7 separate regions of the Homo sapiens genome follow, and regions 2, 3, 4, 5, 6 and 7 are each linked to region 1. A link is a loop called in an ENCODE intact Hi-C map of the cell type or tissue named here. Cell type or tissue: MCF 10A. All regions are shown on one strand. Region 1 holds the start of HOXD12 (homeobox D12). Region 2 has its middle 70 kb from the start of ATP5MC3. Region 3 overlaps LOC107985962 (a long non-coding RNA gene). Region 4 has its middle 22 kb from the start of ATP5MC3. Region 5 has its middle 230 kb from the start of ATP5MC3. Region 6 has its middle 64 kb from the start of CHRNA1. Region 7 has its middle 26 kb from the start of CHN1.

Region 1 (4,000 bases):
GCCCCCCTCCCTCCCTTTTGCCCATGACTTTAACATAAGTAGTGATGTTTTAAAATGAGGATATCATTTACAGTGTTTAAAATGATATTTTATACCAGGCCAGCTCAAAAGACAATAAAATTTTACTTTTCTTTCACTATTGTCAATTTATTTATATAGTTCTATTTATTTTTTAATCCATATGTATTTGTATGCCTGTGCATAGAAAAACTTACTCACTTGAAAATTTTCAACCTGGAAAGACCATTATAAACATCTGGACTAGGAAGGTCTTGAAATTAGAAAGACATACCCATATTTGGCAATCGAAAAAGAAACATTTCAAGCTTATCCCATATCGCCTTCTCCGGGCAGTCTGCACAGAGCAGTTGACAACTGAAAACATAAAACCTAAACTTTCAGACGCAATTTTTAGGCACTAGAATTTTCTGTTTGAGGCCTTTTTGCCACTCAGGGAAATGGCCGATGAGGAACTGGATGACTCCTCATGGTTAGCTCCCCACACAATCAACTCAGTGGTTGCTAAAGTTTTAGTGTGTAAGTTAGTTACATAGTGATATTTAAAACCTCACTTAGTGTGAAAACTCTCCTGGTGGGAGGGCTCCCTCATGACTTTGAGAGAGAAAACGCAGAGACCTAAGACTTGGAGCTACTTTCGTTTTCCCTGTCCCAGCTTGATTTCTTTCATATCTTACTGGCGACCGTGGACAGCTAACTTCGATTTTGAGGGGGAGGGACAGAGACAGAGAAACAGAGAGAGATATGATCGCGATTCAATCTTTGCAGAAGAAATAACCCGTGCACAAGGGGCCACACCATCCCCCACCTTACACTTCGGGAAGGGTCGTTACCGTTTTTGTGGTTTTTCTCAAAAGATGTGTTTTCATCAGAAACGGGCACATTTTTCCTTTCTCCTAATCGCCAACTTCCCCTCCATTTTTTGTGAGTCCCACACTCCGGAGCTTCACTCCATTTCCCCTGTCTATTTCTCGGGTTTCCCATCGTGGGTAGGGGAGATTGCCTCGAGGCTTTCCTTTCATCTCTAGTTTGCATGTCACTTCCCCCCCTCCCCCCGCCTTGGAGAAATGGTAGGTTTGCTGAAGATTAAAACTGTGCTCAAACGCTCTCTGGAGGAATTTGGATTGAGGGCTAAATCAATAACAGAAGAAGGCTTTGTTATTCATATGCATTCCCTTTATATTCCAAATTGCAGAGGGAGGAGAGGAACTGGTAAGTGGCCCAGGCACTGGGAGGGAGGCCCTCGGGGAACCCGGAAGGCTAAGGGGGCTTGGAGAGAGGCCTTTCCTTCGGTTGGAGACAGGCGGCAGGAGAGCTCCTCAGAAACCCGGCAGGTTTTTAGCGCCGCGGGTGGGGGAACGAGGTCCCCGTGTCGCGTGATTCAAGAGGCGAAGGAAGCATTGGAGCCGGGACTCACGGTCAGACAAAGGGGCGACTGCAGTGCTTCCCCGCCTCTGGCAGCCCCCTGGGTCCCTCTGGCTCCGCTGTCAGGGGCGGCCTTGCCGCCAAGATCTCCGGCTTTCGGAGGCGCTAGGCTGCGTCTGAAAGCGGGCTGGCGACCCCAGGGAGGCCGCACCGCCCTTCACTGTTGATCTTGACCGTGCGGCTGCGCCCCGATAGGCATGGAGCGCGCTCGCCATCTCCTGGGCATTGGGCGGCATTGGCAGAGCTCTCTATTCGCTCCTCAGCCAAATCCTGTTCCATTCTCTTAATCACCAGCCAAGCCACTCTCCCGCCACTACTTTCCACCCCGATCCTCCCTCGATCAGGTTCCCCAGCTCGCATAAGACTTTGCCTGCCAGACCTCGAAAGTCATAAACCCGGGGGATGAAGTGGGAAGACTGTCCAAGGAGCAATGGAGGGAACCTAGTTGTTCTTGTTTTTCCTGTTTTTCACTGAGTTCTTTTATGCCTTTAGTCCTGAGGCGCAAACAGCTGTTGTAGGGCTGCCTAAAGGTCCGAAAGAGACACCCCTCGGCTTGGAAATAACGAGGAATCGTCGTGCACTGAAACGTGAGGAGAGACTGCAGGGACCCCTGGAGCTGGAGCTTTCGGGAGTAACGAAGCTGCAGCTCCTCGAAAATAGGATGGGTTCCCCAAAATAAGAGCTCTTAGGGATCTGAGGCTTGTATTCCCTTGAGTATCTAGGAACTGGGATTGCAGTTTGTGCTTGCCCCCACCTCCCAAGAGAGGACGAGAGCGAGTGAGTCTCTATGCCTGGGCTCCTAAGGAAACTCTCTGGCAGAGCCAGAGGAGCCCCAGACATCCCCACCCCCCCGTCCTCACTCCCTCTCTCCCCCCCACCAGAGCAGGAGGAAGAGGCCGATTGCGTTCCCCAGAGCCACCCAATTGGTCGCCATAACTCACACAATAAAGTGGCAGCGCGGCGGTCAGTCTTGCCCTCCGGCGGCGCCTGTGTGGTCTCAGTGCAGGAGCCCGCGATCTAACCAATTCCAGCTTGGCTCGGAGACCGAGGGTCCTGCTGCAGGCTGAGACTGGCGCCGGTCACCGGGTCTCCCAGGGTCTTGGGATCAGAGGCAGGAGGGGAGGACCCCTAGTCCTCTGGCCGGACTAGGCAAGAGGGCCAGCGACGGGGTCTGAGCACACCGCTCCCGGCTAAGAACTGCTGCCTTTCCCACTTCCCTGTTTGTCAGACCCGTGAACTCCCTATCCCCGGCACCCCTGGGGGCGCTGAGGCAAGGAACTCTGCTAGCCAGCTGCCTCCGAACGCCCGCTGTTCCCCGGCCAGGTGGTTCTGGCTCTTCTGCCTTTCCACACCCAGTCGGGGGAGTTCGTCCTGCTTTGCCCTCCACTTGGTGGATGGGGACACCTCGGAGTTCTGGTTTGCAGTGTGTAGTCCTGGAGAGGACTCCTGAAGATAAAAGGAATGTAGCCTTTGGCCACGATTGGTGGATCGAGCTGATGGGTTCCCTGGCGGACATTCTCCATGGACCTGTATGGCAATTTCCCTATGATCAGAGTTCTTAGCCATGGGGACACAAACCAGAAATAGTGTGGCCTCCTTCCTGGATCCCAAAATTGGGTAGTTTGTGATGCCCTTTTTGTGTCTGCGGCCTGGGACTGAGGGCTCAAGTAGCGAATGGGTCTTTGCTGCCAGATCCTCAGGCAGAGGTCTCTGGAGAAACCCTCTCTGTGGGAGTGATTGGGGTAAAAGTGACATTGCTCAGGCCAAGGGACAGAGCTCCTGGTGCCGCCGGACCGCGCCCTCTCCGGATAAGTCGAGAGGCGCCGGTTAATGGAAAATGCCTCCGCTGCAACTTAAAGCCGGTAGAAGCAAGCCGGGCCCAGAAAGCCTGCGGAAAACGAATCGCAAAGCCAATCACGACCAAGAAGAGTCCCAGGGGACACTTGGGCAGAGTCACCCTCTTGCCCGATGTCCCCAGCTGCTGAAGCCGGGCCTGGAAACCCGCAGACAGTTAGTCTTCGCTCAACCTGATTTGGCTCTGCTGGCAGCCTCGTCCTTCGCCATCGAACATTGCGGGTGTTATCATAATACTCTGAAGGGGGGGAAAACGGGTCGGGGGGATGTAGGCGGTGCTGAAATGACCGGCTTTGAAGAACCTGCAGGCAAAGTTTCGTCCAATCGTCTGAGCCTGTCCTCTTATTCCCGGTTGTAACTAAATACTGTTGCGAGCGCAGCCGAAGCCCTTTGTTGGAGATGTGTGAGCGCAGTCTCTACAGAGCGGGCTATGTGGGCTCGCTTCTGAATCTGCAGTCGCCAGACTCTTTCTACTTCTCCAACCTGAGGCCGAATGGCGGCCAGTTGGCCGCGCTTCCCCCTATCTCCTACCCGCGCGGCGCGCTGCCCTGGGCCGCCACGCCCGCCTCCTGCGCCCCCGCGCAGCCTGCGGGCGCCACTGCCTTCGGCGGCTTCTCGCAGCCCTACCTGGCTGGCTCCGGGCCTCTCGGCCTGCAGCCCCCAACAGCCAAAGACGGACCCGAAGAGCAGGCTAAGTTCTATG
Region 2 (4,000 bases), 850 kb before region 1:
AAACCATCAAACTGATTTCACTGAGGATTGTTAGTTAGACCAGAATCTTTGGTCTCAACTCTGTCATTAAATTTTGCTAAAAGGTTGTGCACTTATGCATGGAAAAAAGCTAAGTTTGTGATTTGGTTTCAAAAGATTATCTGCTTATGGTCTGGGTGACTCTTGGGAACTGTATTATTCATTTGTTTTTATCTTGAGGCTGACCTAATTAGAACCCAGGTTATAGTTCTATACAATAACAGAACTCTCATCACTTCCTGAATGATCTTGAAACTTGGAGTTTTGAGAAAATAGCCCATCTTTTAAGCACCAACCTACTGGATAATGATAGAGTGGTCCCTTTTGGATCAAAAAAGTCTCTGAAGAGGACAATGCCTACATTTGCACAATTTTAGCTGAATACTAGATGGAGGTCTCTCAAGATCCTGACTAGAACTCTACCTGGCCAGTTCCCTCATGCCTTCTCTCATTCATTGACAGAACCCTTTGTTGAAATTTGTCTACAGCTCTCAGAAGATTTTGATTCATTGGGAGCTGGTCAGAATAGGGTATTGTGAAGTATAAATATGAAGAAGCCATCCAAGACAACATCATTAATAAAAAACTAGATTATTTAAATAATTTTCTTGATGCCTTTTTATTAAATAGTTCTCAAGAGACAGAGGCTTTTGAGCCTTGCTGGAAGAAACACTCTTTTCCACTAACTAGTGTATAACTTGGGGACAGTCACTTAAAATCTCTGACCTCTGTTTCTGTATTTGTCGAATTAGGTTGATAGTCTCTGCTCTATTTCTAGGGTTGTTAGGATACAATATGATAATAAATACGAAAGTATGCTTCAAAGTTAAAAGAGCACTCATATATATGAGTACTCTGTCTCAGAGATTCCACTTTGAATATTTTTTCCAATTTTTTTCTTTTCTTTCTTTCTTTTTTTTTTTTTTTTGAGGTGGAGTCTTGCTTTGTTGCCCAGGCTGGAATGCAGTGGCACTGCAGCCTCCACCTCCCAGTTTCAAGCGATTCTCCTGCCTCAGCCTCCTGAGTAGCTGGGATTACAGGTGCCCACCACCACGCCCAGCTAATTTTTGTGTTTTTAGTAGAGACGGGGTTTTGCTACATTGGTCAGGCTGGCCTCGAACTCCTGACCTCAAGTGATCCACCCACCTTGGCCTCCCAAATCCTGCTAGGATTACAGTCGTGAGCCACCTCGCCCAGCCCCAATTTTTCATGTAATATATATATTACATTGAGATGGGAATTATGTCTCAGAAAGTAATTTTTATCAGATGGTATGTGGGGTATTTGTTGTATAGGAATTATAGGGGAGAATGAAGTAGTTTGGGTAGCTACTAAATCTTCACTATGTCTCTATTAAGTGTTCCATTTTTATTTATGTAAGCTGTTGGTAATAATTTGTATAAGTGATGTTATAAATTACTGTGTATAACTCTGGCAAATATTTATTTTAAATACAAAATAGCTCAATTTTCCATGATGAAAAGACTAATTAATTCAACCACAAAATATCACTTAATCTTTAAGGGGAAAACTGGCTAGCTGTAAACCAAAACATTGGTTTTATTGCATAAGTGTCCAACAATAAATTTAGATCTAATATAAATGGCAAAATTGTGGTAATAATTGTATTGCCCTCATTCTTAAGCTCTCTGTAAATTTGTCATCTTTCACTACCAGCAGAGGGAGCCCTGAGAATTAAATCGTGCCAAAATGGCTTTGCTAATTCTTATGCGTTTACACATTTAGCTCATAATAAAGAAATAAAACCCCATCACAGATTAATGGAAAGTCATCATGCTTGGATTAGGCTGTAGATAATTTCATTCCAGCCTACCGATTATAATCAGCTTCAATAGAGGAGGAGTAGCCTGCCTCCACTCTGCCATTAAAGCCTCAGCTGCAAACTTCCACAGCCAACGAAGTTCAGTAATATAACAACGCACAATCTACCTCATAGAACATCAGAAAGAATACACTCCTCAAACCATAATTTTATCAAATAAACTATAACAGTATTATGAATTGTCTATTAAGCCACATGAGAATTGGAAAACATACACATTGTGTAATCAGTTTTTCCTAATTTAAACATAATTGTCCATATTTTATAATGTATTTTAATAGACAAATAAACTAAAATAATATGAATTAAAAATAAATCATGAAGTTCCAGCATTTATGACTCAACGTAAAGCTTCTTTATAGTATCTTATCAAAAAATGGGTTTTCCAAACCTCAAGGAAAGAGCCTGTTTACAGAGAGCATATTTTCATTGCTTTATTTCCTTTAAGTAGATACCACAGTGCAATACAATGCATATTTTATGCACCTGTGACTAAAAAGGCCTATTGAAAATGGAGACTGCAATAAGTGCACTTTGATATTGCATAGCAACTCTCATTTTAACAACGATGCAGTTTTTATATATATATATACTTCAAGTTCTAGGGTACCTGCACACAACGTGAAGGTTTCATACATAGATATACACGTGCCATGTTGGTTTGCTGCACCCATCAACTCATCATTTACATTAGGTATTTCTCCTAATGCTATCCCTCCCCCAGCCCCCCACCCCCTGACAGGCCCTGGTGTATGATGTTCCCTGCCCTGTGTCCAAGTGATCTCATTGTTCAATTCCCACCTATGAGTGAGAACAAATGATGCAGTATTTTAATATTGGCATAACTGCTAATCTAATATCAAAAACACCTTTCTCTTGGCATCAAGAAATTTACAAGTACATGTCTTTGCCTTCTAAGAGCTTACATAGTATAGTTAGAAATCCAACAATGATTGATTCTCTCCTTCATGATAAGAATTTACTTCCACAAACATTTATTGCGTACTTATTAGGAGCAAGGTATTGTGCTAAGTGCAGAGGAACAAATGTGAATGACAGCATACCTTCTCATAATCAATAGACTAAGGCTGGTAAGTCAGTGACTACGAGGCAAGGTAGTACAGATATAATGAAGGCAACCACTCTGCTGGGCTTTACGATTATTGAAGGCAGGTAACATGTCTGATCTTTGTAACTCCAGAACACTCTGACACCTAGCACAGTGTTTTGCATATAGTTAGTGTGCAATAAGTATATACTGAATTAATTAACAACATGTGAGATACATTAGTAAAACATCTTCTTGGTAATTAAGTGACTTTCATGTTTCCTACTGCTTCCTCTTCCCATCACTCCAGTTCTCTTTTCCCTAGTTCTCACAACTTGTGGGATAGCCGTGCTTTCCTTTTCTACAACATAGCAGCTGAGCAACGTAATAATTGATGCTTGATGATTTTCTATTCCCTGGATAGAACAGCTATTCTCTATGCTGTTAAGGCTTGAAATTCATGAGATGGATGTAATAAAACAACAAAAAGTACACAACAAAATAGTAGTGACAGGCATTCTGCTAGGCACCATACATTCATTATCTAATTTGATTCTTAAAATAACTCTCGTTATTTCTATTTTCAGTACAGAGATCTTGCACAGAAAAGTAGCTTGCTTCAGGTCACAGGGCTGGTAAGTAGTAGAGCTCAAATTTGAATCCAGAACTCTTTGACATCCGACTTCCTGTTCTGAATGACTGCACTATATGGTCTCTTTATTTAGGTTGCTTAGGGGCAATTTGAATTAGTAATGGAAACATTTTCCTGGAAGAGATGGTCTACTTCATCTGAAAATACTATGAATAAAAAATTTTAATGCATAAGATACACTTAAGGTTTTAGAATTATTTTATGAATACAGAAAAATAGTTTACAGAAGTACAAAAGAATCAACAACAGATAATGCTTTTTAGCAACGTATTTCTTTTAAAAATAAGAAACTAAGAAGTTTGATTTCTTTAATAACCAGAACACCTTAAAATGTATTTTCAGATGCTCAGCAGACCCCAAAAGACTCCCCCAGTCCTGGACTGCAGTGCAGTCTGCTGTGGAATGCTTAGCAGCTTTGTTTTCCCGACTAGACTCATTA
Region 3 (4,000 bases), 410 kb before region 1:
GGTGTTGCAAGTCAACAATGGCTGTTATTCTGAGTTTCTAAACTGAGCTAAATTGATGCCAATCTTGCTGACTGTTGTTACAGTGGGCAGAGTCATTAGGATTTGCTTTTTAAATGATCTCTCAGCCTGTAAGGCTGAGAGCTGCTAGCAAGGCAAGGTTAGAGAGAAAATGATAGCAGTATGTTGATGCTTCACAGACCTCATGATAGTTTCCGTCTGTCATTATTTACGTCTGACTAGATGCGTCATGTCAGCTACCTAGAAGGCACTTTAATATGAAGCTCTTGTTTGCCTCCACTCTTGCGCAGCCAGACTGGGATACTATTATTTTTGCATCACTACACTTAGGTGAAGCTTGCTTCAATCTTTCAGTAATGACACACAAAAGAAGTAAAAATGGTTGTGTCCAAGTTATTATACATGCTTGTATTCTAACAGGCCTCGTCAGCATTGCTCAGAAAAAGAAAAAAGTGAATTTAAATCAATAAACAGACATTTATTAAAAGGTCAGCTTAATTCTATTTGTTCCAGCTCCTTTGCCAACATTTTAGGTAAAACTATTTTTCTTTGGCTTTGGATTAGTGTCATTGTTATTGGATGGAATCACTTAGGGGGAAGCTATAGAATGAATATTTGATCAAATTTGCTCATGTTGCTTAATATCATCTTATATCATTTTTATAAATTTTATCAGCATCACTGTAAATAAATCCACATGAAAAGCTTTCATTTTGTATCTATATTATTGGCATCACTAAGGACACATTTTTAAACAATGTGCATTTATCTGAAAACTATATATAGAGAGAGAAAGGCCTAATAACAGTGATTCTGAAATCCAAGATGGCTATTTTATACATCAGAAAAAAAATACTATTATGGCAAAAAATGAACGAGGATATTGATGTTTTCTTTCATCAAGATTGTCTTAACAAATGAAGCTACCACTATTCTATAACTGTCCCTAGCAGAGAAAAGAAATGTTAATTGAAGATATTCTAGAATGTTGAAATTTATTGACACCATTTCATACTGAAAACTGCAACATAGTTTTAGCAGGAGGCACATTTTAACAATGCCAAAATATTCTAGGTGACTTTTTCTTTGTGCTTTAAAAAATATAATAAATATAAGCAGATTTTAGTATGAATGAAACAATCTACAAATATATTTGTAAATACAAAAGCATATAAAGATATACAATACATCAGTAATAACACATAAACAGTTTGCAATTTTTTATATGCATAATTTAGTACAAAGGCTTGAAAAGGTACAATTTTAAAAATAAAATAACTCACATAGACTCATGTAGACATTTTTTAAAATGTGCCTTAGGAATGACATGTTTATAAAGTTTCCACCAAGATTCTATATTTAAACAGTAAATAGCATTGTCACATCCGGAAAATGAGTTATTACTCTGAATTAAGAAATTTAGATAATAGAGAGAAAAAAATGCACAACCATTCTGCCTTCTGAACTTTAAGCATTTAACAGAATATCATGACTGCTGCAGTGTTAACTGAACAGATTTCTATCAAAAGTCTGGGGCATTCTGAATTAGCTGGAGATGGCTAGTACTTGATCTCCTTATTTTGACAGAATAAGTGCTTATATTCTTGAAGTCTTCACAAGCCATGTAAGCATAAAAGTGTGATGATGGAGATCTCTTTTCCGTTTTAAAGATCAGATGCCAGCTTCATGAGATGATATTTTCAGGTTGATGCATTTGTGTTTGTGGCATATTTTTATAAATTTCAAGTATAATGCTTTGTCAGGACTAAATGAAATGCCCTGTGCATACATATATATACATGCATATATATACACATGTATATATGTGTGTATATATATATGTGTGTGTATATATATATTAGAATGCCTTATAATTTGCATTTTTAACCACTGGGCTCTCATAAACTACTATGACAAATACAGTAATTTGAAATGGAATCAATCACATTCTCTCAATCCCTTAAAATGTTTAAATAGTTACATTACAGCACATATGTTAAAATACTTTTTTACAAAATGGTTTGCCCAAGGCATTTTTCTTACCTCTTGCCCAAGCTACATGTGAGTTATGGCAAAAAATGAACAGTAGGTGGCAGTCAAACCACTAAACTGCCTCAAAGCTTCATTAACCTTAGACTCTTGTTAAGAGTAATAGGAAAGTAGTGTATTTTTCCATTTTAAAGAATTCATTTTATAATTAATCTTGAAATACATTTCTAAGGTCCCAAGCTGCTGAAATAGTGAGCTGATTGCATCCTTAAGCGAATGAGCTCAGATAAAAGTGATTTAATTCAAGAACCATTTCTGCTTTGTCTCTGTGACTTTTTTCCCCTTCATTTCTCTGTTATTACTGTTTTAATGTGGGTCTTTATGCAGTTGTAGTTGTGGACATGATCAGCACATTCTTGGGCTGAAGCCCAGGGCTGTGTAAGCCGTGCCTGCATATCTTCATGCACGTTTTAAATAACCTGCAAGAGCTATTTCCTCCCCTGATCTTACAGACCACACGAATATAGTCCCTTTCTGTGCATCAGAAGATAAACTAGTTTATAGGAAGAAAATCCTAGAGAAGTAACTGAAACACAGAAAGAACATCCTCAAAAGCAGAGGATTGTGAACAACTAAATTTTCAGACAATGGAAGTAAAAATTATTAGTGTGAAGTACCTTTGGAGGCCATGTTATCTACATTACAGGAAGGGCTTCATCTGTTGTGCTCACCATGGTCCTCACGGTTGAGAACAGCATGCCAGGCACACAGTAAATGTTCATTAAATATTTTCTGGACGAATCAATGAGTGGCCAAAATCCAAGTCCCACTCATTTCTCAGATAGTCTATCCTGAAACTTTTTGCTACTGTCTCAGCTCTTCACAATGATAAAGCTACATTCTCACTCTCCACTGCTGTCCTTTCTCCAAATGTTACTGTTAATCACTATCATTGGGAACTGACATGGCACCACTAACACAACACAGCAGGACACAATTCTAGTCTGGTCGATTTGGAATGTAGATGATGCCTTTCCATTGTGTTACTGGCCACAATTGTTTCTAAAAATCTAAGTTCATGCTACAGAAAGAGCAAACTATTTAAGTAGTATTGGCCTAAAAGCTAAGTCAACTTGATCAACATATTTACCTGCCCATGCTGTAGTTTCCTCATCTGAAATCAGAAAAAAACAGAGCCTACTTTATAGAGTTATATGTGTTTCAATATTGTTATTATTATTATTATTATTATTTTCAAAGGCTTTTTCTGCATCTATTGAGATAATCATGTGGTTTTTGTCTTTGGCTCTGTTTATATGCTGGATTACATTTATTGATTTGCGTATATTGAACCAGCCTTGCATCCCAGGGATGAAGCCCACTTGATCATGGTGGATAAGCTTTTTGATGTGCTGCTGGATTCGTTTTGCCAGTATTTTATTGAGGATTTTTGCATCAATGTTCATCAAGGATATTGGTCGAAAATTCTCTTTTTTGGTTGTGTCTCTGCCCGGCTTTGGTATCAGGATGATGCTGGCTTCATAAAATGAGTTAGGGAGGATTCCCTCTTTTTCTATTAATTGGAATAGTTTCAGAAGGAATGGTACCAGTTCCTCCTTGTACCTCTGGTAGAATTCGGCTGTGAATCCATCTGGTCCTGGACTCTTTTTGGTTGGTAAGCTATTGATTATTGCCACAATTTCAGATCCTGTTATTGGTCTATTCAGAGATTCAACTTCTTCCTGGTTTAGTCTTGGGAGAGTGTATGTGTCGAGGAATTTATCCATTTCTTCTAGGTTTTCTAGTTTATTTGCGTAGAGGTGTTTGTAGTATTCTCTGATGGTAGTTTGTATTTCTGTGGGATCGGTGGTGATATCCCCTTTATCATTTTTTATTGTGTCTATTTGATTCTTCTCTCTTTTTTTCTTTATTAGTCTTGCTAGTGGTCTATCAATTTTGTTGATCCTTTCAAAAAACCAGCTCCTGGATTCAT
Region 4 (4,000 bases), 890 kb before region 1:
TTTTTGCTTTCTTCAAATAGCATTCACAGGTGATGTTGTGTACTTCCTATGTGCACCATTTAGGAGACACATAACATCTGATTGTCTTTTTTGTGATGTTGTAATTAATCAGTGAGGTCAGCCTGATTTATTATAATTCCCTGTCAGCTTTTCACTTAGTGATTTTAGTGGCCATTAATGATTACTACCTAGATCCATTATTTCATCAGAATTGAAAAACGACAATATTCTTTTCCTATCATTTCTTCTTCGTCTATTAGCTGGAATTATCTTGCAAAGAAGAGCTTTCCTTTATCAACGATTTTTGTTACCCGATAATACAATTAGAACCAAAAAGCCAGAATTAAATTGTTGAGTTTTTCCTTTTATTTACTAGTTTTCAGAATAATGAGCCATATATAATTTTAAACCATCAAGTAATTAGTGTAGGGTGATTATCTCATAGAGTAAGAGTGGATGACGTGTCCCTAAGGGAATTTGGATGATTTTCTGTCTTTGAAAGAAACCTGGACTAGGTAATCTCTATGGTTCCTTTGAGCTCTTGAAGTTCATAATTTTTCTTGCTCATGAAAACCATTTATGTTTTAATTCTCAATTTTCAAAAAGAATTAGTTGATATATTTCAATGTTATTTAGAGAGCAGACATTCATTTAACATTTAACAGATATTATTTGCTAAAGAATTTGCAAAAATTTTGTGTGTTTTCTCAAAGTTCTGGATAGTTAGCTAATTTTTTTCAGGGGCTACTTCACTACCTTTTACATTTCTTTATGTACATTTTAAACGTAGGTTTTTAAACTTAAAATTTTAAACCATGAAAAGTTGCAAGTATGCTGAGAATTCCTATTTATTTTTTATGCAGATTCAATAAATTTTGCCATTTTCCATAATTTTTAATACTCTCTCTGACTGTGTGCATGCATGCACACACACACGTATGGTATTAACTGTATACATAAACATCTATGTGTCTATCATCTATACACATTTGCACAAAGACATTTTATAGATATTTTAATTACTTTTCTAAGCCATTGGAAAGTAGGTTGCCTGCATTATGCCCCTTAATATTTCTGTGCATATTTTCTCAAAACAAGAAGGTTCTCTTACATAGCCACAGTATAGTTATCAAATTCAGGAAATTTAACATTGATATAAAACTTTTACCTAGTCTGCAGTTCATAGTCCAATTTCATCAATTGTTCCAGTAAGGTTCTTTATAGAATTTTTCCCCTCTAATGTGGGCCCAGCCACATTGACATTTTTGAAGAATACAGGTCAACTGCATACTTTTTCCTGGCTATGATCATATATATTTCCCAGTTATTAGTTGTAAATAATAGAAATTGCCTGTGGCTGATTTAAGTAGGAAAGGGATTTATTGAAAAGGTATTGAGGACCTCCTAGAATTTTAATATATCAGTATATCTCAATAAATATTTTTTACAAACAATAATAAATTATATTTATTGAGCACTTACAATGTGCTGCACACTGATCATATTACGTTATTGCCTTATCCAGTAAATAACCCTACGAGGTAAATTTCCTTTCCAATACTCCTGAATTTATTTTAGAAATGAGACAACTATAGATTAGGAAAGTAAAATGAATTTCCCAAGGCCACACAGCTAGTAAGGTGCTGAGCCAGTGTTCAAAGTCAAGTTTTGTCTGACACTAAACTCCATTCTTTTTCTACTCCATATTTTAATGGCAGCATAACTTGAAAACATTTCTGAAAGACATTTGCTAGAAAATAAATGATCTGTGGTAGACTGAAACATTAAATATTGCTTCAGTTGATATTATGAGAGATGTATATTGTAAAACATACACGCGTTTTAGCTTTTCTCCATCTTTAAAATCACTTCACAGACATGACCGAATGCTAGAGGAGCTGGCGAGAAAATCCTCAGCGTGCACATCAAATTGTACCCACTTGGGGGCACCCACAATGCAGCTTTTCTGCCTGTTCTGCCTAGAAGCTTCGAGCCCTGCAGAGGTGGATTGAGCCAGCTGCTCTACAGGACTCGGACAGCCCGATCTGATATCTCAAGAAATAGTGCCCTATATCTCCAAGTTTAGGGGATATTTTACTTAGTTTGTTGCCCACATGATAAACTATTTTCTGCAGTTTAAAACATCAATAATTAATACAATTGCTACAGGCCAAACGTGCTAGATATATGTTAGGATTTAATGACCAAGAACTAAAAATAATTTGCTGACTTAAAATGATACGTTTGTCCAGAGGATTTTTTTTGGATTTACGCTATGCCAAAATTAGGAACATAATGATTAACCAATAGGGGTAAAAAATGTGCTGTAAAATCAAGCTAAGTGTTTTAAAATAGTTTTGCATTGTGGTCTCACCTGAAACATGCTCTTTGGTAGGGACATGTGTTGGCGATCTCCAGTGCTGCTGCTGATGTAATCTCCAGGCCAGCCATTTGGTCTTTAGCTCTATTTGATAGTAGAGATCCTCCTGATATATACAAATGTCTAAGATGCCACTGAACCCAGATGTAGTTGCTGTGGCTTTGCCTAGAGAGGGGTTATTATTCCAGAGCATAAGGAGAGAAGATACAGCAAACAAGATTGTACTGGATGGGGCTATCACAGTCTTTCATATCCACCACTGCTGCTAAAGAGGCAGTTGAAGGTGGCCATATTTTAAACCATATAAATCCACCTTTAATATGGCTGCTTAGACCAGAGGGAGCCAAAGTATGATGGGAGAGCAGCTCATGGGGTGATTTAGCTTAAAAAACTGTTCAAAGAGGAACAAGTTGGACCAATTATATGCTTACCTATGAGAATCTGATTCGGGATACAGAATATGAGGGGACTCATAGTAGAAACTGATATGAAATAATGTATAGTGGGGGTATAATGTAGAATAGAGGCCAAGAGCACAGCCAGATTATGAGGAAACTAAGCCTTGCAGAAGGTGAGACAATAACTAAGCTTAAGCTACTAGAAAAAGAAAAGATGAAGAGGAATTCAGTCTTTTTTTTTTCTTTTTCTTTTTATTATACTTTAAGTTTTAGGGTACATGTGCACATTGTGCAGGTTAGTTACATACGGTTTAGCTAGAAGATATGTGAAGAGAAGCAGGGACAAGAGGAGGCTGAGCAGTGTTTCTGGTGGAGCTCTTGAGGGAAGGCTCACAGTTCTTGCTCCTGAGGGTTCTTGGTACAGTCCCAGTTTCTGTTCCATTTCTGGTCCCTGCTCATTGATCACCATGAGATCCTGGCTTCCATCTTAAGTCTTGCAATAAACAGCCATTACTTGTGGAAACTTGAGTGAATATCTGTCCCTTACCAACAAAAGTAACTAACTAGAGTAGGAGAATATGAGAGAATAATATTCCTGTTTCCTGTTTTCGAAGTCCTTTTAAACAATTGTGGTAAAATATGTATGACATAAAATTTTCCATTTTTACCATTTTTAAGTATACAGTTCAGTGGCATTAAGTATAATCACATTGTTGTGCCACCATCACCACCATCCATCTCCATAACTTTTTCATCATCCCAAACTGAAATTCTGTATCCATTAGACAGTAAGTCTTCACTCCTTACAGTACCTGCTTACCATTATTCTACTTTTGATCTTTATGAAATTGCTCAGAGTCCTTTTTGAATGAATAATATAGATATTGAATAGCTAAGATTTATTTATGCAGCAAGCCTGTAAGTGACAAAGCCACTGTCCAGAGTTTTTGGGGAGCTGGAGTTATCACAAATAGCCTGGAAAGTGTAGGCTATTTATCATGTGTAGTCAGGCAACTGCAGAAGCATGCCTCACAACTTCCTTGGACTTCGCCGGTACCCTGTTCTGTTCATCTGTTAGAATGGCTGAATGACTCATCTTACAACAATAATGAAAAAAAAAAAGAGTGGTTGAATGTCCATTCCTTCAGTAGATCCATCATCACAGAGTCAGGGGAGATGGAGATAAGGGAAATGAAGTTATGGGCTAGCAGTAGGTCCACCA
Region 5 (4,000 bases), 680 kb before region 1:
TTGAGAATGTAGTCTACCTGTGTGCCCAGGAAGAGGAGAAAGTGGGTTTAGCGAAGAGTTAGCTAGTCTCTGCTTCTCTGCTATAAGCAACACTAACAAAATTAAGGAAAAAAGTTTAGAGAAAACAAAACAGAACAAAAAACCAATAAGCAGAGCTTCGGACTTGCACTTTGTATTTGCTTTTTTCTTTTTCGACTCTAGAAAAATGAGAAAGGTTGTATTGTTTTTACAAAGTCAATAACACAGTTTTTTGCCTCTTCTGATTGAAGCCCTTCAGGTTGCACTTGCTGATTAGTCAGGCCTGATTTGACTCTTCAATTACTGAAATGAAATTTTACTATGGACATTTTCATCAAGCAAATGTGACATTGTGTAAACTCTGCAAAAAGTTGATCTAATACTTTCAATGGTATAGATAGTATAGATCAGCACATTAACGTAATATTACCATTACCCAGAGTGTGCAGAGGCCATTGTGAAACTGCTACTGCACAAACAGCCCATTGAGAAAAGTTAAATTTTGTATACTCCAGTGAGCATAAAATACATGGTTGCATTTGACTCTAATATGTGTTAATTATGAAAATCAGCTTCAAGCAAAGAAAACCATAATAATTAAAAACCATCTTTTCATCTTGAAAAAGCCTCTCTCCCCAAAGTACTTATGCACTCTAATGAAACAAATAAATATAGTTATGGCAAAACATAAATAATAACCTTACTAAAGTAGTATATACATGTTCCATAATATGTAATTATGTTGCACTTAAATAGCAACAAACATAAGAACAAATCCATTTAGTGAAGAGCAACAAAATAGATAGTAGATTATGAATGTTGCTACTTCTTTAATGTTTCTTTCTACATTATGGTATATGTAAGTTATTAAAAAGTACCACTCTGGCAAGATTCTCGTCCTATCTTATGCATACAGAATTTTCAACAGCTGAGATTCTGGTCCCAAGGCATAAAATAGGATTTATTTAATATGCTAATTCCAGCCAATCGTAGTGGCTGCTTGGAACAATACATGGAGAACTGCGTGGCTCTGTCCCAACTCACCAGGGAGACAGTGCCATGATCAATTACTGATGTCTGCCTAGGCATAGGAATAGGAGCAGTAGCATTCTTGTCAAATGTTTTCCAAGGATGGTTACATATTCATTAAATAGACTAGACATAAAAGGAAAAATAATATAAGCAAAGGTCAATTTGGGCCCTTGCATTGGGACTAAAGTTTTTCCACCTAATTTTAGGAACCAACAGGGTAAAGCAGACAAAACCTAGAACAAAAAGCAACAAGTGGTGGACAAAATTACTTCAGCTGCTTTAAAAAACATTGTTCTTTTTCTTCTAGTTTTGTGCCTTCACATTGTAGTGAGTCACCATAATGTAGCAATTTTTAACAACTTCGAATTGCATATTTTACATTGTTGGTTTCTGTAAATATATGCAAAAACAACCTTATGTATACTACTCAATATCAAGGAGAAAGTAGACATTCAAATATTCGTTTGTTTAAAGTGTTGAGAAACTAAAAGGAATTAATATATAAGAAACCTAAAATAAACTTGTAATTCAGAGAAAATGTTTTAAAAGTGCACGTTTTTGCTCTCACTGCCTTTAGAATCCAAGTTTCTCTTTCACTTCCTTTAGAATCCAGGCATTTCTGGGGCACAGCCAGAGGTGGTTTGAGTGCTTCAGGGATTCAGAGCAGACTTGCACCAATAACTCTGTCCGGCAGGGGGTTCACTCTCCCCTCATCATTGAGAAGCAAGACTACATGTGTTTGCTTTTTATTATTGCTTGTTGTGTTTATTTGTTTGTTGTTTGGGAGCACTTTGGATTTAATCCTAAATGACTCACATCTTGAACCCCTCACCTTCCAGCCTCCTTCCTTTAATGAATCACCTTTGCCTTGAAGTAAGCTCTTTGCTACAAGCATTTTGACAAATGGCATTTATTCAGACAGTCTCATTTCTAATATATCTGCACATTCGCTAGGCCTAAGACTTGCCTTCCTAAAACAGGTTTCCTTGGCCTGTAGCCCTGTGTATTCACTCTACTACTGATCTCCTATTGCCTTAAAACTAAAGCTGTAGAAAGTTAATTTTCTTTAACTTTCTTAGTATTTTCATGTTCACCATGCTAACATATCCCAAACTTTATTTCTTTTTGATATATTTTTATTTTCATTTTTAGTTTTTTAGAGATGGGCTGGAATGCAGTGGTATGATCGTAGTTTCCTGTAGCTTCAAACTCCTGGATTCAAACAATCATCCCACCTCAGCCTCAAGTAGCTGGGAATACAAGCACACATCACCACATCCAGCTAGTTTTTTTTTTTTTTGTAGAGACAGGATCTCACCCTGTTGCCTATACTGGTCTCGAACTTTCAGGCTCATGTAAACCTCCTGCATTGGCCTTCCAAAGCACTGGGATTACAGGTGTGAGCTACTATGCCCAGCCCCAGCTTTATTTCTAAAAGGAGAAAGTACTTCTTCTTTCCCTCTCAGTTGAACCTACATTTCAAGTGATGTTTAAACAAATTAGAACTTTGGAAAACAGACGCACAATAGTTTCTATACGACCTACTGAAAAGGGGAGATTTTATTGTCACATATTCCTAAATTCTGCTATTGTTTTTTAAAATTATTTTTAATTTTTGTGGATACATGATAGTTGTACATATTTCTGAGGCACATATGATCTTTTGATAAAAGCAAACAATGGGTAATGATCAAATCAGGGTAACTGGGGTATCCATAACCTCAAACATTGATCATTTCTTTGTGTTGGGAACATTCCAAATCTACTTCTATTACTTCAAAATATGCAGTAAATTATTGTTAACTGTAGTCACTCTATTGTGATATCAAACACTGGCTGTTTTTCCTTCTATCCAACTGTATTTTTGTGCCCATGAACCAACCCTTCTTTATCCCTCCCTTCCCACTGCCCTTCCCAGCTTCTGGTAGCCACCATCCTATTCATTACCTCCATGAGATCAAGTTTTGTAACTCCCACATGTGAGTAAGAAGATGTGGTATTTGTCTTTCTGTGCCTGGTTTACTTCACTTAATAGAATGTCCTCCAGTTCCAGCCATGCTGTTGCAAATGATAGGATTTCATGCTTTTTGTGGTGGAATAATATTCCATTGTGTATATACACCTTATTCTTATAGCTTCAGAGTGATCTACAGAGCTCAGGTTCTGAGTTTTCTCAATCTTGCATAGCAGCTGAGATATTCTTTTTCTGTTTTGGAGGAGAAAGCCTGTGCTAGATTCCCTTTATTCAGCCTTAAGGAGTGGTTTAAATGAGTTTTCAAGTTTATCTTCTTCACATGGACAAATACAAGTGATGGTACCATGAGGAAAGTTTATTGATGATAATTATTAAAATAATTGGAAGTTTTTTAAAGTTCTGTGAAACTTAAACCTCTTTCATCACCAAAATATCAGCCCTCTCCCCACAGCATGACTACAATTGTCTCTTTTTTTCTGCTGTTGACAGTCACTCAAAGACCAAAAGATAACTAAGAATTCTCAAACCCCTACTAGAAATTTAAGAGCCTAAACCCAGCTAACTTGGAGGAAACAGGACTTATAAGAGATCAGCATAGGAGGGCCATTGCCAGCACGTTGGTCAAACCCTGGGCAGGAATTTCTCCTTGAATGTCCTGATTTGATTCTACTATATAGAGAGAATAAAATATATATTATTAATTTCAATTCACTGCTGAATAAAGCTCCAATTGCCTTTCCATATCAAACCTTCTTTTGAATAATTGATTTTATTTAACTGCTGATTATTTTCCAGTTTGTTTTTTATTGATAATTCAATTTGTTACAGGAGTAGGGACTTCTGCAGGGCAGGAGGTAGAACCATCTGTAGAAGTGCTAAAGAGAGACCAATTGAAGAGCCAAGGATGAGGCAGACACCAACCAGCAAATGGTCAGCAGTGAAACAGACGGGAGGCCTTTATCATCTCCAGGCAGT
Region 6 (4,000 bases), 1.4 Mb before region 1:
CAAGTTGGGAACTATGTCAAGCAAACCTGCCTCCCATTTTAATTTCTAAATAAGATAGCTACAGAGATTAAAGAGATACCTACCTCCCTCACAATTTGCCCACAAGGAAATTCCATGTGGGCCTCAAGATTTTTACCTTATAACAGTTCTGTTGAATTTCACCCTGGCAATGTAGACTAATATAATAGCTGATCTTCACAGGTGCTAGACAGAAAGTCATCCCTTTGCTTACTGGAGACAAATGCATATCTGATTGCTTCCTCTGCCCTGCTGTCTATGTAAAAATGCAGATTCACTGAGCCAGACTCAGTGGAAGGCTGATCAAGGACTCAAAAGAATGCAACCTTTTGTCTCTTATCTACCTATGGCCTGGAAGACACCCCTCCCACCCCAGCCCGCCCCTCCTTCTAGTTGTCCCGCTTTACTGGACTGAACCAATATACATCTTACGCATATTGATTGATGTCTCATGTCTCCCTAAAATATATAAAAGCAAGCTGTACCCAACCACCTTGGGCATATGGTGTCAGGACCACCGAGGCTGTGTCACGGGCGCATCCTTAACTTTGGCAAAGTAAATTTCTAAATTGGTTGAGGCCTGTCTCAGATATTTTGGATTCACAGCAGCAACAAAACAATAGCTACATACTCCACTTTTGATGGTTATGCATACAAAGAGGTCAAATACAGTTCTTCATTGGAACCCTTTTTAAGCTATTAATAGCTGTGGGGATCTGTTGCTTTTTTATTTGTTTGAATTAAATTAAATGGAACAAATACGCATTTGAATATGAACTGGACTAATGCTGAACGAGGGACTGCAGGGAAACTGAGACTGGATGACCCTGGGCTGCTGCCCTCAAAGGAGTTATTATCCAGGAAGGGTTACAAGACAAGAAAACAACTGGCTGCAACCAAGGGGAGGCAGGGGGAACAGGCCTGAGCTGGACTTAGTCGTAGGGTAGGGGTGGGAGATGAGAAGAGGAAGGGGGCAGTTTGAGGAGGCACAGGTCACCGTTGACAGGGGACCAGCATTATGAGAAGAAGTGGCATTAGATGGACCAGAGCGTGTGAGCAATTTGGGGCCTGCAGCTGTGTCATCACCCTAATGTCCCTAGTTCCTGGCAGCCAGTGAATGCTCAACAAATGTTGGAAAAATTAATTAAATAAAAATGAATGGCAGTGGATGTGCTATTAGAATCAAGAGTTGGCCAAGCGTGGTGGCTCACACCTGGAATTCCAGCACATTGCAGGGCTGAGGAAGGCGGACCCCTTGAGCTGAGGAATTCAAGACCAGCCTGGGCAACATAGGGAGACCCCGTCTCTACAAAAAATACAAAAATTAACCAGGCATGGTGGCACGTACTTGTAGCCCCAGCTACTCAGGAGGCTCAGGTGGGAGGATCTGCTTGAGCCCAGAAGGTTGAGGCTGGAGTGAGCCATGATCATGCCAAGGCACACGAGCCTGGGCGACAGAACGAGACTTTGTCTCAAAAAGATTAAAATAAATTAAAATAAAATAGCGTAAAATAAAAAAAGTTACTGAGCACTATGCTTTTCTTGGACTTAAAATTACTGGGAAAAGCTCTCAGTTTTGGAGTGTTAATGTGCATGAAGGGATGCTTCCCCATACTTTAATTAAGTGTCTGTAGTACTTACTGTTCAACACAAGAGGGAGCTGCTGCCCAGTTTATTCAACTAAAATATTTCTGTATGTTTGCTCCATTTCTTCTCAAACTACGGTATAGTATACTGTGCTATCTAACCACCCTCCCCAAATATAGCCCACCAACCAAAAATTCCCATCACAACTCAACAAAAGTATTATCAGCAGTACCTTATTTTCCAAAATGAATTTCTCCTAAATTATATGATTAGTAGGGGAAAAAAGATAATATTTTAAATGTCTTAGGAACAGATACTCGAGGCCAGTCTGGAGTGTTCTTCAGATCCTTAAATAAACCCAGGATTTTCCAGTGATGAAAGCTGTGCTTATAAAAATGCCTTGGGACCTCATGAGGGCAGCAAGGCCAATTCAAGGGTCATTTCCGAGTGCCCAGGTTTTCATGAGGGTCAAAGTCTCCCTGAGATATTGGCTGAGTCCAGGCCTCAGACATAGAATGTGCAATTTATTTTGCAAAGAGCTGCAAAGAATAGACTATGAAGTAGCCAAAATTCAGGTGTGCCTTGAATCAAGATCATCTGACATACCTATCAGAACTTAGGGGAAAAAATAAGCAAATTAATAATTTAATTAATTTTTCCAACATTTGTTGAGCATTCATTGGCTAGGGACATTAGGGTGATGACACATCTGCAGGCCCCAAATTGCTCGCATGGTCTGGTGATTTTGAAAATCATATTTTCAAAAATATGATTTTTGAAAATTTCTTGCTTTACTAAAGGATTCTCTTCAGAAATTTTTCCATAGCAAACTCCCTAGTATTGTACATTAAAAAAACTTCAATTACCAAAATCGAATCTGCATACTATTGTTCAGAGTCACCATTTCTAGCAAATAAAGGGTGCTGTTATCATCTAAAAACAGCCCACTATAAATGCCAGTGTATAGTTCATTCAAATGTGGGAGGTCGCATTACTAAGGTAAACAGAGATCAGTGTGTCTTTAGTGATCTGAGAATGAAATCAAGAAAAGAAAGAGCTTAAAGTGAGAGAACATTTTCCCAAATCACAGTCAAATTCAGTCTTTGTTAAGGAATCTATTTTTCATCTTGAAGAATGAAAACAATTCCTTTGGTCTCCCTAGAATGGTATCATTATTAATGATTCTTTTTGGAACAAGTCACAGCTGTCTGTGATCCCCATTGGCCAGACAGACCCTCCCATGTCTGGATGTCCATGTTTATGTATCACCTTCTCTCCCTTCTATTGATGTCTCATACTCTTCACTTCCTGGGGGCGAGGACCATGCCTTCTTGACTTCTATGTGACCAACAGAGCCTAGTGCAGGCTGGTGGTGAGCAGTTCATTCGTGTTTAGAAAAAATCACAGCCAGGCCAGGCGTGGTGGCTCATGCTTGTAATCTCAGCACTTTGGGAGGCCGAGGCGGTGGATCACCTGAGTTCAGGAGTTTGAGACCAGTCTGACCAACATGGTGAGCCCCTGTCTCTACTAAAAACACAAAAATCAGCTGGGCGTGGTGGCGGGCGCCTGTAATCCCAGCTACTCAGGAGGCTGAGGCAGAAGAATCGCTTGAACCCGGGAGGCGGAGGTTGCAGTGAGCCAAGATCGTGCCACTGCACTCCAGCCTGGGTGACAGAGCGAGACACTGTCTGGAAAAAAAAAAAAAAAAAAAAACACAGCCGAGGGGAGAGTGACTGATAAATAAAGGATGAAGAAAATGGGACGTTTCATACTCGTACTTAAAGGTTGTGTGTTTTTGTTTGTTTCTGTTGGTTGGTTGGCAAATTTTAATTCTCTGCTCAAGAGGTAGCAGAGAGTGTTGAGGAGTATGGACTCAGACGTCTTGAGTTCAAATCCCAGCTCTGCCACATCTATCTGTGTAGTCTTGGGCAAGAGTCTTGTCTTTGCCATGTCTCAGTTTCTTCATCAATAGCATGAAGCTGCTGCTGCTGCTGCTAAGACTTTCCACATGGGGTTTGTAATTTATAAAGTACTCAAAACAGTGTCTGACACAAAGTTAATACTATTAGTATTTATAAAACAGAATAATTATATTTAATGGGATGTAGTCAAGTGTACTTTGATTCATTAAAAGCCAAACAGGCCGGGCGCGGTGGCTCATGCCTATAATCCCAGCACTTTGGGAGACCCAGGCAGGTGGATCACCTGAGGTCAGGAGCTCAAGACCAGCCTGGTCAACATGGTGAAACCCAGTCTTTACTAAAAATACAAAAATTAACTGGGCATGGTGGTGGGTGCCTGTAATCCCAGCTACTCAGGAGACTGAGGCAGGAGAAAATCGTTTGAATCCGGGTTGGGGAGGTTGCAGTGAGCCGAGATCGTGCCACTGCACTCC
Region 7 (4,000 bases), 1.1 Mb before region 1:
GCAATTTACCAATACCCCTGCTCTGACTGTAAAAAGGGTATGATGAGTCTTCCGGACTTTAAAAGCATATTGATCCTTTCAAGCTCTTCAAGTACTCAGCACTGATTAATTCATTGGAAAGTAGTCTCAAAAGGGCATTGTTCTGATGCAGTCTATGCTTATAACTTTGTGGACTCCTTTGCTGGCAACCAAGACCCACTCAGAAAATTCTGGGTCAGAAAATAGAAGGCTAGCATTTAAAGATCCTCAGTTAAGTATATGGCCAATTCATTTTTACTAAAATTGTGTTCTCTTGGGCAGCACATATACTAAAAAATTGGAACAATACAAAGAAGATTAGCATGGCCCCTATGGAAGGATGACACACAAATTCATGACACATTGCATATTTTAAAAAGAAAAATTAATAAATAAAATTATTTTGCTAATGGGGTTTCCTTCTTTGCATGTCTATGAATTGGAGACAGTTTAGCGCTTCCTAGCAGTCCTGAGCCCTGGGATTCCCTAAATGTGGTCCCTGAACAAGAAGCATTAATATTACCTGGGAATAGCAATCTGTGTTTCAATAAGCCCTCTAGGTGATCCGGAAGCACATGAAAGTTTGAGAATCACTGTCTTAGCTGTTTTCCCCCTGAATGCAGAAATTAGCTCCAATTGACTCATGCTGTCAGACTTCATTTACGTGTGTATACCTGGATCTGGGGGATGATTATATGGGGACACATGTCCATAAAAATTCTCTGAGCTTTACACTTAAGATACATACATTTTACTGAATTTAATTAAACCTAATGAAAAAAACAACACTGCTAAATTATATTTCTAAGAAAGTTGGTCGGGTTCAGCTTGTCTCTTGAATAAAGGTGGTGAGATCCAAGGGCCTTGCCCATAGCATCACTGCCATGATGAGAGATTCCATGATACTGACAGCCAAGGACATCTGTGTGTAGCAACCCCAAAGACATATATTGACATTGTTTAGCAGTAAGTCAATCTCCAAGCAATAACCTCAACTTGTTTGACATCATCCTGGGTACATCTCTGAGTTGTGGGGCACAGCCACAGGAAACCCTAACATGAAACCAAAAGGGGCAGGTAGAAAAAAGTGCTGGACTTTTAAACTAGAGAAGGAAAGCATGAGAAACCTAGGAAGCAGTGATTAAATGCAGCCAATCAGGTGGTACGTACAAGTGTTGGGCAAGAGAGAAGCTGTGGTCAAAGGCCGTAAGAGACACAGCAAGGACAGCAGAGCTGCCCAGGCAGCCTCTCTGCTGACATAGTCCATAGAAGACGGTTGTGGGAAAGAGGGAGGAAGAGTGACCCACAGGCCAAGAAGAGCTTCACAGGGCCACAGCTTTAGCAGCTGTCTGTCTGCTGTCTTGGCCCTAAGGATGAGGTGGAGACCCCTAAGAGCCCTGGTGTCAATTGTGCATCCAGTCTCAGAATCACAGAAATTCTGTTCCTCAGTGCTGAAGTGTTTTGTGTGTCCCTAAAGGAAAAGCACTCCCGGAGCTGCCAGGTTCCCATCCCGACCCATGAAGAACTGTCTTCTTGATTAATCACCCCCTCTTCCACTGTCATGCAGGGAACTCACATTAGGCTTTGTATCTGGGCCCATTTTTGCTCATTGCCACACTGCTGGGAAATGGGGGCCATCCACAGTGAACTGCAGTGAAAGAAAAGTTGAAGAAAAACTGCACCACCAGGTGGACCCAGAGTCCTGACTATACTGTGCCCATGTGCACAGCTGCCTGGATGCTCTCCCAGCCAGCTCCTGAGTCCTCAGAGTTGCTTCTGCTTTTCCTAGGCTCCTTATGTGAAATGTGACTTTTTTTCATGGAAGTACCCCCCATGAAGTATTTCCCAGTCCTGCCCTGCTCAGTTGAAATGTAAATAAATTTGAAATTGTTCCTATCTAAATCAGTGAAGTATCCCTAAATTTCCTAGACCATTTCAACCTGAAAAGCAGTTCTAGGCATTTTTGGTTTTAGCTTCTGATGTTTCAATTTCATATTTCACTATGGTGGATGTTTGTTAGTTCCCTTGGCTACTGAGCATCCAAACTTTATTTCTCTGTTGGGTGAGTCTTCCATTGCATAAATCTTTGTGAGAAAAGGCCTCGCTCTCACTACAGAATTTCAAGGGGAGGGTACCCATTTCTCCATCCCTGAGGAGTCAGCATGAGGAGCTTGGGGGCTGAGCTCAGCCAATCAGATGCTGCCACTTGCAGCTTTAACTCCTGAGCAATAATGCAAAGATCAAGACATCATTAAGAAATTATTCACTGGCCCAGCGCGGTGGGTCACGCCTGTAATCCCAGCACTTTGGGAGCCTGAGGTGGGTGGATCACAAGGTCAGGAGTTCAAAACCAGCCTGGCCAAGATGGTGAAACCCCATCTCTACTAAAAATGCAAAAATTAGCCAGGCGTGGTGGCGGTTGCCTGTAATCCCAGCTATTTGGGAGGCTGAGGCAGAGAATTGCTTGAACCCAGGAGGCAGAGTTTGCAGTGAGCCGAGACCGCACCACTGTACTCCAGCATGGGTGACAGAGCAAGACTCCATCTCAAAGTAAAAAAAGAAAAGAAAAGAAAAGAAATTATTCACAGGGCTAACAGTGCAGAGTCTAGTGGGTAGTGGGTAGGGCCAGTGTCCACCGGCAGGTGAACTAGTAGCAGCTTCCTAGCTGCAAACTCTTTGGATTACAGCTCTTGGAACGTCCTAAAAATTCCTGCATGGCATGTCTTCTTAGTTCTTTGTCCCAAATTCTAGCTTTTCTTCTCAACTGTAGGCTAAATCAGACTCTAAGCCCATGTTTCTCTGTTTTTGGTCTCTGTCTGAGATACACAAAAGCAGGCATAGCAGCTGGATCAGAAGCACTTGAATTAGATGGCAATAAGTTTCCTTTTGTTTTCAGTAATGCTTTTACTGTCAATCATTAGAATAGTTCAGATTAGTTTGTGTTTTAGTGTTAAGCCATTAATTATTTTTAAAATTTATACTTTAATTTTAGATTCAGGGGTACATGTGCAGATTTGTTACAAGGGTATATTGCATAATGCTGAGGTTTTGGCTTCTACTGATCCCATCACCCAGATTGTGAACATAAGTATCCAATAGGAAGTTTTTTCAGACCTTGTCCCCATCCATCCATGCCTCTTCCTGGAGTCCCCAGTGTTTATTATTCCCATCTGTGTGTCCATGTCTACCCAAGGTTTAGCTCCCACTTATCAGTAAGAACACGCAATATTTGGCTGTTTCTGCATTAATTTGCTTAGGTTAATAGCCTCCAGCTGCATCCAAGTGACTGCAAAAGATATAATTTTATTCCTTTTATGGCTGCATAGTATTCCATAATGTATATGTACCACATTTTCTTTATGCAATCCACCATTCATAGGCACCTGAGTTGATTCCATGTCTTTGCTATGGTGAATAGGGCTGTGATGTCCTTTTGGTAGAATGATTTACTGTCCTTTGTGTATATACCCAATCATGGGATTGCTGGGTTGAATTGTAGTTACATTTTCAGTTCTTTGCAAAATCTCCAAACTGCTTGCAGTAGTGGCTGAGCTAATTTACATTCCCACCAACAGTGTATAAGCATCCCCTTTTCTCTTTATCCTTGCCATCTGGTTGTTTTTTTTTAACTTTTTAATAATAGCCATTCTGACCAGTGTGAGAGGGTATCTCATTATGATTTTGATTTGCATTTCTCCAATGACTAGCGATGTTGAGCATTTTTTCATGTGTTTCTTGGCCCCTTGTATATCTTCTTTTCAGAAGTGTTTGTTCATGTCCCTTGCTCACTTTTTAATGCAGTTACTTGTTTTACTCTTGTTGCATTAAATTCCTTATAGAATCTGGATATTAGCCCTTTGTTGGATGCATAGTTTGCAAATATTTTATCTCCCATTCTGTAGGTTGTCTGTTTACTCTATTAGTAGTTTCTTTTGCTGGGCGGAAGCTCTTAAATTTAATTAGGTCCCACTTGTCAATTTTT

What was found. A loop is a pair of places that touch in the nucleus more often than their neighbours do. Peaks named below come from ENCODE experiments on the same cell type or tissue, not always from the same donor. Only the 100,000 strongest peaks of a DNase experiment are listed, where the experiment ranks them.
Region 2: a loop joins it to region 1, with 10 times the contacts of the local background. A loop is called at or near these places in 44 of 110 quality-filtered maps.
Region 3: it touches region 1 in a loop (8-fold over the local background); 99 of 110 quality-filtered maps call a loop at or near these places.
Region 4: a loop joins it to region 1, with 12 times the contacts of the local background. A loop is called at or near these places in 9 of 110 quality-filtered maps.
Region 5: it touches region 1 in a loop (12-fold over the local background); 26 of 110 quality-filtered maps call a loop at or near these places.
Region 6: a loop joins it to region 1, with 11 times the contacts of the local background. A loop is called at or near these places in 14 of 110 quality-filtered maps.
Region 7: it touches region 1 in a loop (7-fold over the local background); 13 of 110 quality-filtered maps call a loop at or near these places.

The regions. Positions count from the first base shown.
Region 1 is chr2:176,096,106-176,100,105 of GRCh38, forward strand. HOXD12 (homeobox D12) reads left to right here and starts at 3,690. Exons shown (of 2, transcript NM_021193.4): 1 at 3,690-4,000. The coding sequence starts at 3,697. RefSeq lists enhancers at 837-1,420, 1,421-2,003, 3,545-4,000. In MCF 10A, a CTCF peak has its summit at 1,657 (motif pointing left); DNase peaks (open chromatin) are centred at 566 and 1,656.
Region 2 is chr2:175,249,942-175,253,941 of GRCh38, forward strand. No RefSeq gene overlaps it. Among named protein-coding and RNA genes, the nearest start is that of ATP5MC3, 70 kb to the left of the region's middle. In MCF 10A, a CTCF peak has its summit at 1,736 (motif pointing right); a DNase peak (open chromatin) is centred at 1,720.
Region 3 is chr2:175,688,205-175,692,204 of GRCh38, forward strand. The region is part of intron 3 of LOC107985962 (a long non-coding RNA gene); the gene reads right to left. Among named protein-coding and RNA genes, the nearest start is that of LNPK, 310 kb to the right of the region's middle. In MCF 10A, a CTCF peak has its summit at 2,111 (motif pointing right); a DNase peak (open chromatin) is centred at 2,107.
Region 4 is chr2:175,201,878-175,205,877 of GRCh38, forward strand. No RefSeq gene overlaps it. Among named protein-coding and RNA genes, the nearest start is that of ATP5MC3, 22 kb to the left of the region's middle. RefSeq lists a silencer at 1,891-2,030. In MCF 10A, a CTCF peak has its summit at 1,946 (motif pointing right); a DNase peak (open chromatin) is centred at 1,954.
Region 5 is chr2:175,413,337-175,417,336 of GRCh38, forward strand. No RefSeq gene overlaps it. Among named protein-coding and RNA genes, the nearest start is that of ATP5MC3, 230 kb to the left of the region's middle. In MCF 10A, a CTCF peak has its summit at 1,744; a DNase peak (open chromatin) is centred at 1,705.
Region 6 is chr2:174,698,507-174,702,506 of GRCh38, forward strand. No RefSeq gene overlaps it. Among named protein-coding and RNA genes, the nearest start is that of CHRNA1, 64 kb to the right of the region's middle. In MCF 10A, a CTCF peak has its summit at 1,668 (motif pointing right); a DNase peak (open chromatin) is centred at 1,685.
Region 7 is chr2:175,029,485-175,033,484 of GRCh38, forward strand. It overlaps the pseudogene RNU6-1290P. Among named protein-coding and RNA genes, the nearest start is that of CHN1, 26 kb to the left of the region's middle. RefSeq lists a silencer at 1,627-1,696. In MCF 10A, a CTCF peak has its summit at 1,708; no DNase peak of the experiment used is centred here.